Regions from separate parts of the Homo sapiens genome. Here region 1 is linked to region 2. Evidence: chromatin loops called from intact Hi-C (ENCODE). Cell type or tissue: spleen. All regions are shown on one strand.

The links. A loop is a pair of places that touch in the nucleus more often than their neighbours do. Peaks named below come from ENCODE experiments on the same cell type or tissue, not always from the same donor. Only the 100,000 strongest peaks of a DNase experiment are listed, where the experiment ranks them.
Region 1: a loop joins it to region 2, with 7 times the contacts of the local background. A loop is called at or near these places in 50 of 110 quality-filtered maps.

Annotation. Positions count from the first base shown.
Region 1 is chr6:63,926,212-63,928,711 of GRCh38, forward strand. All of the region lies in intron 35 of EYS (eyes shut homolog), which reads right to left. It overlaps LOC105377836 (a long non-coding RNA gene), which reads left to right. Exons shown (of 3, transcript XR_942649.2): 1 at 1-359. Among named protein-coding and RNA genes, the nearest start is that of SCAT8, 120 kb to the left of the region's middle. In spleen, no CTCF peak of the experiment used is centred here; no DNase peak of the experiment used is centred here.
Region 2 is chr6:64,330,055-64,332,554 of GRCh38, forward strand. The region is part of intron 29 of EYS (eyes shut homolog); the gene reads right to left. Among named protein-coding and RNA genes, the nearest start is that of SCAT8, 520 kb to the left of the region's middle. RefSeq lists silencers at 902-1,196, 958-1,117. In spleen, CTCF peaks have their summits at 1,058 (motif pointing left) and 1,265; no DNase peak of the experiment used is centred here.

The DNA.
Region 1 (2,500 bases), 400 kb before region 2:
ATCTAGTCAAGCATATTCTTAACTTTCAATCACTCCAGAAAAACATTACAGAATGATAGAATCCCTACCACATGCTATGATAAGCTATACAAAGGGAACAATTGGCTTTTTCTTCTTAGCTATAATGGTCTAGCAGGAAGGGCCCTTAGCATTGTTATTTTCTGTGTAGTTGTTTCTCCTGTAGCATACTGTATGTAAAAGTTAAACATTAATACCACTTGGGACTTTTACAGTGCATTTAATGGGCTCAGCATGTCTTAGAGCCAGTCTCTGAGAGCTGCAGTATCTTAACAGCACTCCTAATGGCAGGTTACTCTTTTTCTATTATATTAAAGACCGAAGGTGAAGGGAGAAAGAGGGTAAGTGGCTTATAAATGATTATCAGTACAGGAACTAGACTGAATACTTGGGCCACATTTTGACAGTTAGTCCAGACATTCAATCACAGATTTTGGATCATTGTGGATGTCTATGATAGTAATAACTTCACAGTAATAGTCATGGATAATGTAGAGAGTTTAATGGTACTTCTGCTTATAATGCTTCCAGAAGTTCTCAGTACTTAAAACATAAGGAAAGTTACTTATTGCTGTCATTACTATTACGTACAAATTAACAATAATGACCTGCACTTGGGTAAAGGCTGTACTTTGGACTTTAGAATTCAACTATTATATTAATACTCAACTCAGTACTAAGCAGATATAAGATTTCAATAAATATTTGTGGATTTTTTCAAAGAGCTTCTAAAGTAAATATTAGCTCACTTGATTTCACAACAGCTTTGGGAGAAAGATTGGGTGGGTGTCGTTATGCTCATTTTCTGTGAATTGGATGAAGACTAATAAAATGGACATGGTCTTGGAGTCATAGGAAAACTTGGGTTCTTAGTCTGTTCTGCTCTTAATAGCTGTGTGATGTTGGGAAATTACTTGACCTCTCTGAGCCTCAGTTTGTTTCCGCAGAAAAGTAGGGATATTACCATCAAACAGTTATTTTTAGGAATAAACGAGATTATCTATGCATGTCTCTAGCTCAATGTTACTAATCAGGATCCTGCACTTAATAAAAGACAAAAATGAGATAAGAGGTCATGTTGGCTGACTTTGGGCCAGTTGCCCTTTGCATTAAGTCAGATTTAAGGCAGTAATTTGCTAGTCATTGTATCATGAGCCATGGCCCAAACACTTGACAGACTTTGAAGATTTGTTATTACTTTGCCTTATGGAAGCCTAAAAAGTCATGATCATAAAACAATTAACATTTCTGCTGATCTGGAAAAAATGTCACTCGAATTGAGATGGATGTTCCTTTTTAAATTTTTTCTGTTGTGGGCTGAGTGTGGTTAAGGTGAGTTTTTTGAGATGGCACTTTTTAGATATCATTTCAGTTTAATATTCTATATTCCTCCTGTGGCCAGAAATACTCAGTAACTCCTTAACTTTAACTCTGACATATTATCAGTGTGTCAAGATGGAAACCAGTTGCTGCTGAATCTCTGGCTCAAGAGATCGTTAAGCAGATGCTAGAAACAGAAGCCAGGCTTCTGAGACAGACGCTGGGCAGCGGATACTTTAAGCTACTGAATGAACATAGGATGGCTGTGTTAGGTAGCTTGGAGGTAGTGGTGAAGGAATAGCTTTTTATAGTCATGACTGTTGAGGTCACCTCCATCCCTGAAATTACATGAAAATTTATGAGCTTCCTAGGCTTTTGTTCTTTTGATGCTCAGACAGGCTTCTCTACTCTAGATTGAAGTCTCATGCATTTTCCACTAACTTAGAAGAACAGTATGGCATAATGGAAAAAGCATTGGTTTCCGATGAGCTGTGTAATGTTAGGTAGATCACTTAGCCTCTCTGTGTCCTTTTCTCAATGGTATAATGGTATAATAGAAGTTGAGAAGATCAATCGTGCTGACGTATTTTGATGCTTTGAACATTTAAAGTGCTAGACAACACTGGCTTGTAAAATAACTGATTACTAGCAGAAAGAGAAGGTTTATGCTGACTTATTTTTCAAATGCTCTATGACTCTTCTACAGTGTTTGGTAGACTGGCTCTAGGCTCAGCTTTGTGCCTATCTTAAAAAAAAGTACATAATGCTATACTGATTCATTCTTCTCATTGCCTAGGATTACATTAGAAAATAAGCTCCATGAAGGCAAATATTTTTGTATGTTTTATTCACAGATGTGTCTAAAGTGCTTATGACATTATCAGACATACAATAGGTGATCAGTGAATATTTGTCAAATGACAAAATAATTTGAAGTAAGGAGGCACAGGCATCTACTGTTGCTCACCTTTTGACTGTGTGTGTGTGTGTGTGTGTGTGTGTGCGTGTGCGCATGCGTAGGTGCTGAGGTGGGCATGATAATAAGTATATATCGTTACATATATTCTATCTCACTTTAAATGGTAAAGTTTTCATCTCTTGATTTCCAGTATTGGGTCAGGTAGCATCTGCTTAAAGGACAATTTCTTCCTGACATTTTAAT
Region 2 (2,500 bases):
CATGCCACCAAGTGACCGCCGTGTCCTGTTGCAGTATATAGATGATTTATTGTTAGCTGCACCCACAAAAGAAGAGTGCTTTCAAGGCACAGAAAGCTTCCTTCGTGTTCTGTGGGAGGCTGGCTATAAGGTGTCTAAGGAAAAGGCACAAATCTGTGGCCAAAGAGCAAGGTATCTTGGCTTTAACATCTCTCAAGGGCAGCGTGAGCTCGGACATGAGTGAAAAGAGACTGTGTGTGGCATTCCTCAACCTGGCACTGGACAACAAGTGTGGGAGTTTTTAGGGGCAGCTGGTTTGTCTCACATTTGGATTCCAAATTACACACTCGGCAAAACCATTGTATGAGACTACCAAAGGGAGGGGGGAAAGAACCCCTCCTGTGGGGAAAAGAGCAGGACACGGCCTTCAAAGAAATCAAGAAGGCCTTGATCCAGGTCCCAGCATTGGAACTGCCAGACATGACAAGGCCTTTTTACCTGTATGTCCATGAAAGAAAAGGAATAGCTACAGGAGTCTTGGTACAAAAACTAGGGTCATGATATCAGCCCATGGCATATTTGTTCAAGTGACTAGACTTGGTGGCTATGGGATGGCATTGGCAGCCACTGCCCTGTTAGCGCAAGATGCTAACAAGCTCACATTTGGACAAAGGTTAATAATTTGCGTGCCCCACATGGTCATCACCCTGTTGGAGCAGAGGGGGTATCGCTTGCTTTCTAACCCTAGGATGTTAAGATATCAAGGACTTTTTTGTGAAAACCCCTATATAACCTTAGAGACTGTGAATAATCTAAATCCAGCCACACTGCTGCCAATACAGTGGGTGGAGCATGGAAAGCCCCCATTGTGTGGCCCAGGGTATCACTGTTGTGTGGAAACAGTGGATGAGGTTTTCTCAAGCTAAAAAGACTTAAAGGACCAGCCCTTAAAATACCAAGATGTTGAATACTTTACTGATGAAAGCAGCTTCATATCTGAAGGTGTCAGATGGGCTGGATATGCAGTGGTAACACTGAATTCAGTAGCTGAAGCCTGCCCTCTGCTGGTCGGAACTTCGGCCCAAAGAGCTGAGCTAATAGCTCTCACTAGAACGTTGCTCTTGGCCAAAGGAAAGTCAGTAAGCATCTATACTGACTCAAGGTATGTTTTTGCCATTTGCATGCCCATGGAGCCATATACAAGGAAAGAGGATTATTAACTACTGAAGGAAAGGAAATCAAAAATGAAAAGGAAATAGAGCAGCTCTTAGAAGCCATATGGGCTCCAAAAGAAGTAGCAGTCATCTATTGCAAAGGGCATCAAACAGGAGGGCGTGACGAGGCTAGAGGAAACAGAAAGGCGACAGAGAAGCCAAAAGAGCTGCAATGACAGAGGTAACTAAGAAGGAAGAGGAAACCCTTACCATGCCCTTACTGGAGCTTCCCCTAACAGAACCCACTAACTACTCCTCTAATGAAAAGGCATTTGAGCAGGACAGTGGAAGTTACCAGAAAGGAGGTTGGTGGAAGTTCTCAGATGGGAGGCTCGCCTTCCAATAGCCCCCCCGCCCGCCCAGTTCATAAAAGTTTCATCAAGGAATGCATATGGGAAAAACTGCATTAGAGACTCTTGTAGGACAGCATTTCTATGTGCTGCACCTAACTGCCATCGCTCAAGCCATTTGTGAGCAATGTTTAACTTGTGCCCAAAACAATCCATGGCAGGGGCCAACATGGCCCCCAGGGATTCAAGAAACTGGAGCTACACCGTGTGAAAACCTGCTTGTGGACTTTACCAAGCTGCCTCAAGCCAGAGGCTACTGGTACATGCTAGTGTTTGCCTTCACTTTCTCAGGGTGGGTTGAGGCATTTCCCACCAGGACAGAGAAAGCTCAGGAAGTAACCAAGATCTTACTAAAGGACATTATTTCTAGATTTTGACTGACTCTAACATTAGGATCAGACAGTGGCCCAGTGTTTGTGGTAGAGATAGTACAACAGCTAACGCAGATGTTAAAAATCAAATGGAAACTGCATACAGCTTATCACCTACAGGGTTCTGGAAGAGTTGAAAGAATGAACTGGACACTCAAACAGCTGTTAAAGAAGTTTTGTCAAGAAACTCATCTAAGGTGAGATCAGGTGCTGCCCGTGGTCCTTCTCCATGTCAGGTGCACCCCTACTAAATTAACCGGGTATTCACCCTGTGAGATAGTGTTCGGCTGACCACCCTCAATCATAATTCAGATAAAAGGGGATTTAAAATAAATTGGGGAATTAACCTTAAGAAGGCAAATGCAAGCCTTAAGTGAGACCATGTAGTAAATACAAGGGTGGGTAAGGAAAAGAATACCTGTTAGTCTCACAGATGCAGTATATCCCTTCCAACCTGGAGACTCTGTCTGGGTCAAATGATGGAACCCAACCACCTTAGGGCCTTTATCGGATGGTCCCCATATTGTGATCTTGTCTACCTCACTGCTGTTGAAGTTGCAGGTATCACACCTTGGGTTCATCATAG